Linked DNA regions of Mus musculus: regions 1 and 3 are each linked to region 2. The links are chromatin contacts, found by Hi-C or POLR2A ChIA-PET in ENCODE. All regions are on one chromosome and are shown on one strand. Each heading gives the region's core, a stretch centred on a gene start or an enhancer-like site at or near the end of the contact. The rest is flanking DNA. Distances are from core to core; before and after follow the strand shown. Region 1 holds the start of Eef1aknmt (EEF1A lysine and N-terminal methyltransferase). Region 2 holds the start of Prrc2c (proline-rich coiled-coil 2C). Region 3 holds the start of Vamp4 (vesicle-associated membrane protein 4).

The links. Hi-C counts contacts between places; a loop is a spot of excess contacts on that map. ChIA-PET counts read pairs that join two places held with the same protein, here RNA polymerase II (POLR2A).
Region 1: a loop to region 2 is called in a map of heart, with 2.9 times the contacts of the local background. The contact joins the promoter of Eef1aknmt here to the promoter of Prrc2c in region 2. A Hi-C loop is called at or near these places in 2 of 37 maps with a recorded cell type or tissue (both heart). POLR2A ChIA-PET finds 5 or more read pairs at or near these places in 1 of 5 experiments (Patski).
Region 3: a map of heart shows a loop between it and region 2 (9-fold over the local background). The contact joins the promoter of Vamp4 here to the promoter of Prrc2c in region 2. A Hi-C loop is called at or near these places in 1 of 37 maps with a recorded cell type or tissue (heart). POLR2A ChIA-PET finds 5 or more read pairs at or near these places in 1 of 5 experiments (embryonic stem cell).

The regions. Positions count from the first base shown.
Region 1 is chr1:162,546,459-162,549,674 of GRCm38, reverse strand. Eef1aknmt (EEF1A lysine and N-terminal methyltransferase) reads left to right here and starts at 1,330. Exons shown (of 8, transcript NM_144877.1): 1 at 1,330-1,571; 2 at 3,148-3,216. The coding sequence starts at 1,419.
Region 2 is chr1:162,739,131-162,741,905 of GRCm38, reverse strand. It overlaps Prrc2c (proline-rich coiled-coil 2C), which reads left to right and starts at 1,350. Exons shown (of 35, transcript NM_001081290.1): 1 at 1,350-1,581.
Region 3 is chr1:162,568,736-162,571,834 of GRCm38, reverse strand. It overlaps Vamp4 (vesicle-associated membrane protein 4), which reads right to left and starts at 1,320. Exons shown (of 8, transcript NM_001356527.1): 1 at 1,055-1,320.

The sequences.
Region 1 (3,216 bases), core at 81-2,580, 190 kb after region 2:
AAAGAAGAAACCACTACCAGATTATATCATATGAAACTTTTTAAAAATAAAAACAAGTCCAATAGACGATTCTGTAATGTTTGAAGATGACTTTAAAACTTATGTCTACTCTAACTGTTCCGTGTCTGTGCTAGCACTGTGTGTATAGGCTGTGAAAAAGAATCTCTGGAAAGGAGCTGTGTCCTCAAAGGCTCATTGATTTCAACGTCAATGATGTGAAGCCGTTGAAAGGTTGCATGCAGTTCCAGAGCCAAATTTTCCTAGAACATCTTCCGGTCCTTTAGTAGTTATTTAGTACTTGGCAACATCTTTTGTGACCCTTAGGTAAGACCTTTGGAAAGTATGAAGAGACCTCTAGGTTTTCTTGTGGTTGCAATCATCTTACAATATACTCACCAATGTATTTGTAAGTGTCCCGTTTTACTACTTTCTGTGTTGTTACTATAAAAGTTCATGCAATTGCTACCTCATGGGAACATGGTATTTGAGGAAGCTAAATCTGTGTTCCTGGGCTATGGCCAGTCATATCTGGGCTCCATCTCTTATTCCTTTAACGCGAGAGCTGTTTCTTTCATCGTCTCTTCAAAACAGCTCTTCACTAGGAACTTCCTTGGGATATTTTCATAAAACGATCATTTAAAAGGATGGTATTGTTCATCAGACACATAAACTATGTCTTTACAACTGTCATCAGAATGACAATTTAAGGACTCCAATGATAAAATGAGCATCTTCATAATGAATGGTTACTGTGTTTTGAGAGGCAGGGAAGGGAGGCACTTCGGTTAAGTCTCCTGATATTCACCGTTGTTACTGTATTAATAGCAGGGCTCTGTATTTTGGAGTAGAAAAAGCAGTCATTTTCCTCTGAATTGACCAAGAACGGTGGCAAAGTGATTCCGGGAAGAGGAGATGAGCTCACATTTTCCTGAGGAAGGGGTTTCTAGCTGAGACTCCTGCTCCTGCGCAGGTCAGCTCCCGTTGCCCCTCGCGCTCTCAGCTGGGGATAGAGCGCAGCTCACAGAGGCTGCGCGCGCAGCCCCGCCCGGTTCCACGAAGCAAGCCTCTTCTGCCCGGAGTCCCGCAGGAAGTCCCGCCCGCTCCGCCTGCCCAATCACGAGACCTCTTACCCGGATATGGTTTCTAGGTTCTGAGTGTAGCTGCGGGAGTGTGTGGCTGCTGCACGTGGGGCGCGGACCGAGGGTGAAGAAAAACAAGGGGGGCGGCAGCGGCGCGTGGCCAGCTCAGTGGTTCGTCCGCGCGTCTGCTGCACAGGGCCCGGTTCGGTTGGGTTTTGCGTGCAGAACAAATCTATGGTGCCTGTAGTGGCTAAGATTCCCGCCGCTGCTGCCTCCCGGTGCTTCCCGGGGTGATCTGTCACCAGGAGCAGTGTCGAAGACGCCGCTCACGGTGGGAACATGAATCTCCTACCTAAAAGCTCCAAGGAGTTTGGCTCTGCCGACTACTGGGAGAAGTTCTTCCAGCAGCGAGGGAAGACAGCTTTCGAGTGGTATGGGACCTATCTGGAGCTGTGCGAGGTGCTGCACAAATACATAAAGCCCAAGGAAAAGGTATGGCGTGCAGCCAGTCCCTTGTGGGGACTGAAGATAGCAATCCTAAGTTTAGGAGGCAGGAGGCAGGCAGGCGTGGGGACCCCACTCAGATCTATCATTTTAGGATTCTGCCCAGCATCTTGGCTAAGTGGCAACCTTAAAGATAGCCATTTAAAAGTAAAGATTTTCAGTTAAAACTTCATCCTTAACCCGTTTTGGAATAGTGGCTTCGTCAGTAGACTGAAAGGGTGTTGTGTCACTGTGCACACGTGTGGAATAGGTAGCGTCGTGGGACTTTATTGGTGTATATGTTTATTAAGTCACTGCCGAGTGCTCATCAAATTTCAGGCTTTGTGCCCAGCCCTCAAGCTACAGGAGCAGGAAGCCACAAACACAAGTTAAATTCCAAGTTAAATAGGTGTGGACGAGTTGGAGCTTCGGTAGGGAAGGAGACTTAAGGTCTGCTATGCTCGGGCCTTTTATCTCAACAAATTCAGGCGGGTAGTTGTGCACTTATTTTTTTCAAGTGACTGTTGGAGGCCATGCATGTAGTAGGTGGTCAAATAGAGATTTAAAAGCAGGTCTGTCTGGCTCCAGGGCATATCACTTCTCATGGAACTATGCTTTGCCCTCTAGAGACGGTGACAACAGAATTTTTGAAAGATGAATGGAGGAATGTGCCACAAAGAGAAACAACAATTCGTATTTTTAAGTTTGGCTTCAAGTAGTAAATAGCATGAGATAGACTCTGGGATGGGAGCAGGCTCCAAATCCTCACAAACTAGTTTGTTGTCTGAGGAAATAGGAAGTATGAGCAGTTAGAAACAGTTCTGTCACTCAGCCTATATTTTTAACGGTTTAAAAAAACAAAAACAAAAATGAGGATGCAACTGGTGTTTTGGATTTTGTAACTTCCTACAAACTTCAAGACAAAGATTTCCTTATTTTATTATGTAGATGTGTGTTTGCCTGCCTGAGTTTCTGTGCATCATGTGAGTACAGGAAGTTTGTGGAGGCCAGAAGAGGCTACCAAATTCTCTGGAAATGGAGTTATAGGCTGTGCTAAGAACTGAACTTGGGTCCTTTGCAAGAGCAATAGTTCTAACCTACTGAACCGTCCCTCAGGCTGCACACAAGTTTTGAATAGCGCACATCACACAGCCTGTTCTCACATGACCTTTATTGTGGCATAATACTGTTTGGATTAGTGATTTTCTCCCACGTGTGTCTAGCTTTTGACATTGTAAGAAGAGGTTGTCATCTACAAGGCCTGAGAACCATGCAATCAAGTAATAGAAAAAAAAATTATCAATGCCCCCCTCCCAAAAAAAAAAAAACCCACAATATTTTAAGAATATTTACAGTTTGGTTTTGCAGGCATGACTATGCTAGACCGTGGATTGTGCACACCTGCATTGCTAGTTTCAAGATGGTGTCTAGAGTTAACTTGAGTGCTTCTTTCTACTCAGAATAGTGTCTCTGCCCCTGGAGAATATGAAGTAGCCAAAGTCTACTAATCTCTAGTCTTTGAGGTATCTGAAGCGGATTTCTTGACTTTGGTCACTTTCATTTTGTCTTTGTTTCTTCCCTCCAGGTGCTTGTGATCGGATGTGGCAACTCAGAGCTCAGTGAACAACTCTATGATGTGGGCTATCAGGATATC
Region 2 (2,775 bases), core at 101-2,600:
GGATACAGAAGACTGGTTCTAATGGATTGTGGGAAAATAACCAAGGTGTTTTCTTGGTGAAAAGACAGGCCTCTCTCTGTCCTGTTCTATCAATCAGCAAATTATGTCTCATTTTGGAAGGTCTCTGAAGGGGCTAAGGGTTATAGTTCAGTTGGATTAGCACTTGCCTAACATGTTGAAGGCAAGCCCCAGATTCGAGCCCCAGAAATGCAAAGCAAACAAAATCTAAAACAAATGATCACAAATGTCAATTGGGGAAGAAGTTACTTGTGGTTACTGCGCTATTATTTTATGGTTGTTCTAACGTTGTGGTATCACCCCATGAATACATGCCAGTTGCAAGCGGAGGAGTTTACTCAGACCAGGACAAGAATCTTTGGATTTATTATACACTATAGATATCTCATAAAGTAGAGAAATATCACATACTCGTGGATTACCTTCTTTCCGTTGGGGAAAGGAAGACCAAACCTAGAGACTTGCATATATGTGACAAGATACTACGCGGCACTGAGGTACATGCTCAGCCCCCAGGTAGAATATTATCATTTTCCTTCCTCACTTCGGGTACTGCCTTGTCTCTACTATACACTTACCTAGTAAACATCTGCATGAATGACTCTTTTTTTTTTTTTTTTTTTTTTTTTGGCTTTCGAGACAGGGTTTCTCTGTATAGCCATGGCTGTCCTGGAACTCACTTTGTAGACCAGGCTGGCCTTGAACTCAGAAATCCACCTGCCTCTGCCTCCCAAGTGCTGGGATTAAAGGCGTACACCACCACGGCCCGGCCTGCATGAGTGACTCTTAACTGTTAGTTTTCTCTGTTAGGTAGTTGTTCCAAGAGGTAAACATTGCCAGAGGAGTCAGAAATAAACAGTGCCTTATTTTACACCAAAATTACAAATGCCGAAGGTGGCCTCAGCAAAGCACGCCAGTCGCTTTTGTCCCTAACACTTGGATTATTTTTTTCACTCCGAGGTAACTTCGGTCTTCTCAAATTGCCACCACACCATGGCCCCTCACTTTGCCCCCCCCCCCCCCCTAAGAACATTCGGTCAAAGCGCAGGTTGTAAACGTTTATGTTCCTCCATCAGTTGTTGTCAATGCACGGAGACAAACCAAGTCGTGATTCCTCACGGAGGGCTCAAGGTTTTTGGAATCTTCCCAGGTGGAAAAGCTTTGTCTCCGAAATGGCTCTGCTTGACGAACTCCCTCCTTCCAGTAGGAGGTAGCGTTGCCCTCCGCCGCAGTCGAGAAGCGGCGGAGGCTGTCACGTGACCCCGCAGCCTCAACCCCTCCACCCCCCCCGGGGCGGTCTTGCGGAGATTTGCCTTACGTACGCAACGTCATGACGTAGCACGTAGGGGCTGGCTAGCCGCCATCTTGCTTCTTTTTCTCGCTCGCTCTCACCCTCTCAGGAGGTAGCGAAAGTGCTTTGGCGGTTTGTACGGCGGTGGCTCGGGCTTTCGGGACCGAGCGGCCCTGCGGACGGTCTCTCGAGGCAATCTCCCCTCCCCTGACCCTGATCCGTCCGGGGCGAGCCCCTTGGAAGCGCGCAGACTTGGTTCTCAACCCTGGCGGGTAAGGAGAGCGAGGGCGTCCGGACCGTGAAGAGGCCCGATGGAGGAGGGAGGGAAGGCACGGGCGCTGGAGCCAGGCCTGGGGGCCCGCGGCGTCTCTCCCTGGGCTCCCGGCGTCGTGCTGTCCGCGGAGATCCGGAGCAGGGCTCGTCGCCCATGTGCGCGGCGTGTGCTGCGGCGGGGCGGCCCTGCGATGGCCGAGGGAGCCTCCGCCCGCGCGGGGCCTGCGCGCGCCGTTTTTCCACGGCGTGGAGGACGGTGCCCGTGGCGGCTCCGAGCGCTCTTAGTGCCTGCGGATGCTCCTGTGGTGATGGCTGGCGTTTGCAGCCAGCGGTGTGTAGTCCAGGGCGGTCGTAGAGGCTCTACCAGGACCCAGGACCAACGAACCCCACTTCCGCTGGGGACAAGCTGAACAACTTCTTGGAGGATTTGAGTAGTCTTTTCCTCCCTCTAGGCCGCTCCAGCCCGGCATTTGTGGGAATACGGCTCGGCTGCTGCCTGATTTTCAGAGAGAGCGTTTAGTATTACTGGTTGCTAGAGTAGAGACCCTAGTTAAGACCGAAGAAAAATAGCATGGGAGCCAGTGAGGACTCTTGCTTGATTTTGCATATAAGGACCGCTCTGATCTCTTTAAAGGGGATGTATATTTGTTTGAAGTGTGTTCAAGATCTTTGGGGTGGGGGGATCCAACTTGCCTAGTAATTCCTGACTCTTAAAACTACCCGGATTTCCGCATTGGCTGGTCTTCAACCTCGGTTCATAAATTCATACCCCAGCAGGATACTTAGAATTGTACAGTAGGCGGCCCTCCTGTTAGGGTTTCTCTTTGGGAATGCACCAGAAGAATCGGAAGATGCTTGCTTCATCGAGTGCTCAGGAGTCAATTCCCGCTAATAGACGTTACAGAGAGGGTGGTATGAAGCGGCCACCACGTCTGACCTCTAGCATTTTTTAAAAGTAGATTTAAGCTTCCATGTTGGTCATTAAGATGCTGCTTTGGCTGGAGCCATTTTTAGGTGTGTGTCACAGATGCACTGCAGCATCTTTTCTGGCTGGCTCCAAATGCATTGATTCTCCAAAAATTAGAAATAGATTGAGTTTGCATATAGAAAAGAAGTTTTTATATGATTTTTCTGGGATGAATTTGTCATAATAAGCTTTTGGGTTTTTTTGGGGGGGGTGTCTGTAGGTGTGT
Region 3 (3,099 bases), core at 71-2,570, 170 kb after region 2:
CTCTTATTCAAGTTCTAAAATCCAAGCTATCAGTTTGAGGAAGGAAGCAAACTCAGGCTAGACAAATAAACAAACCACCAGCAAATCAGCAGATAGATAAACGAGCTACCCTGGAACTACCCGCAACTAATGATATTTACAGATTAAAAATAAGTAGCGTAAATAAACTGTACTCAGAAATCAGAGTTGACTCCATTCTGCCTACAGTTCCTCCTACCAAAAATATTCTTGTCGTTAACGTGTCTACGTAGTAAGAGTCATCGTGATGTCTTTCCACGTCGTGGATGGAACACCACACGGTTCACTGAAGTGTCAACATCGCACGACTCTTACGTGTACTTCCCCGCTTGCTCAAATCTCTCGTATGCATCTTCTGTAGTACGTTCTCTATTCCGTGGCTTTACATGTAACGCACTTCTAACCTGTTGTTTAATCTACACTGGCTTTTTACCTCGACAAAACAAGCTCTATTTCATTTCGCTAAAAAAGCTCGAATCTGGCTGGGCACGGCTTTCCTTTGCTCAGCCTCCATCCCCCTCGCCAGTTCTTCCTCATTTCTCATCTGCAGTCTCGGCTGGTAACAGTTCCACGCAAATCGTGACTGGAAATCTTACTCGCAAAACCTGTTACGTGTAAGGATTCACCTCCACCCCCGGGTCATTCTAAGCACAGCGGGGATGCGCGCTTTCTCCGAACCCCCGAGGAAGGACCTCAGGCGAGCCTCTCTGGCCAATTCCTCGGCTCCCTTCGCCGCCGCCACCCCAGGCCACGCACCCCGACATCTGCTCGGAACTCTGGCCCCCGACTCCCCGTACAGGTGCCCCCTCGGGAACAGCTCTCCCCCTGGAGGGCAACTCGATCTCAAAGCTCCTCGGCCGCCCCAGCCCCTCCCCAGTCCTCGCGCCCCTTCCTCAGGACACCCCGGGCCCCCGGCCTTCCCCACTCGCGACCCGACCCTCGCGCAGGCCGGTTCCCAGCCCCAGCGGACGTTGGGGGCGGTAGGCAGGGGCGTCGCCTGGCTTCCTGCCTGCTCAGGCGCGCCGGGGCGGGATACCTGCGGTCTCCGATGGGCTCCCGGCAGCAGTCCCTGCTGGCAGCGCAGGGCAGGCGGGGGAGGGAGCGGGAAGCGGAGGAAGAAGGGTGGGAGGGGGAAGGCCGAAGGCGCAGAGCCGCCACCGCTCCGCTCTGCTGCAGCGCCCCCGCTCATCGAGCGACTCGGCGCTCCGCCGCCTGGCGCTGGGCAGAGGGGGCGGGCTCAGGCGAGGGAGATCGAGCCGCTCGGTACTCCGAGTCCTGGAGAGGGCGCAAGGGGGCAGGCTCAGGCAACGGAGATCGAGCGTCTCGGCGCTCCGGGTCTTGTCTTCTGGCGGAGGGGACATGTTCAGGCAATGGAGACCCTGAGCGGGTCGATCGCTTCCGTCTTTCTTGAACCCGGGAGAATCCCCCGGGGTTGTGACGTTCAGATCCGATGGAGGAGCACGTGGGTTGTACATGGGATGAGTAGGGAACGCTGAGAAGTCTTTCAACTGGAGCTGAAAGGGTGACTAGGATGTAGGTCCCGTAGAAGATGCTACTTTGCGGGCTGTCTGAGGGACCTGAGTAAAAGGGGCCGCATGTGATAAAATATCTGTCTGATACCATTTACAAAATTGCTGAGGGTTACTCAGTTTCATTCCTTTTGCTTGTAGCCTAAATGGCAGGATCCAAACATAGGGATTCAGGCGGGAAACCACCCTTACATTGCCATTCTGCCAATAATTCATCTCCTTTACAGTCTCTGCTTGACATATTTATTTAAAGAAGTCTGGCGTTGATAGACTTAGTCCAAAACTGTAGAAATGTGTATTTCTTTTCTTTTTTTTTTTAATTTATCCTCCTCCAAGTCTTTTAAGCTTAATGGTTATTAGTCCTTTGTTAAGAGTTTTTAAACTGTGGGGAAATATATTGCCAGTTATTTGATAGACACAAAAATAAGAAAAGATGCTCAGGGACAAGAAAACAAACCGGAGGAGGAAAATTCCAGGAGAAAGCCCTCTTTCACCCGATCTTTAGTTAGGGTTGCTGTTGGGCTCACTGGTTGAGAGTTTTCTCCTCACAACTTGGCTGACTTGGACTGAAATGGCCTGCCCAGATAGAAGGTATCTTAGTCTGTGTCTCTGGCAGGGCATGGTAGTGAGATTATCACGGAGTCACTAGACAGCCCAGAGGTGGTCTTTTGTTTGTTTGTTTCTATTTATTTAATGTTTTTAAAAGATTTATTATGTGTATGGGTGTTTTTGGCTGCATGCATATATGTGCATACACTACTATGTGTATGCCTGATGCTCTTAAAGATCAGATGAGGACTTCAAATCCCCTGGGACTGGAGTTACAGGCTGTTGCAAGCTGCCATGTGGGTGCTAGGAATTGAACCTGGGTCGTTAACAAGAAGGATAAGTGCCTTTTCTCACTGAGCCGTCTCTCCAGCCCCTTCAGTTGATGATTTTATCCGTATATTTGCTTACTATGCCGAACTTCCTTGCCTTGTTTCCTTAGCTAGTTAATGTCCTTGTCTGTTAACAGCATAAGGAAATACGATAGTAGAGCTACAATGGACATGTCATTCATACATGCCTTATTATTCTTATGAGTAATCTGTTATTTTTCTTTGTATTTAGTCATAATGCCTTAATTTGGCTACTTATTTTGATTGCTTTTGGGCCAGGAACATATGCCCCCACTCTTCTTTAGTAATGTGGGAGAGACCCTTTGACTATCACTAGCATTTGTGAAAACTTAGGAAATGTGATTTCTATGGTCAGCGTGAGTATCTGTCTTATTTAGTGTTCTATTGCTGTGAAGAGACACTGTAACCACAGCAACCTTTATAAAAGAAATCATTTCACTGAGGCTAGCTTACAGTTCTGAGGTTTAGTCCATTATCAGCATGGCGGCATCAGGCAGACATGGTGCTGGAGAGGAGCTGAGAGTTCTATTTCTGGATCTGCAGGCAGCAGGCAAAAGAGACACTGGGCCTGGCTTGAACATTTGAAACCCCAAAGCCCACCCCAAGTGACACAGTTCCTCCAACAAGACCACATTTATTCCAACAAGAGCACA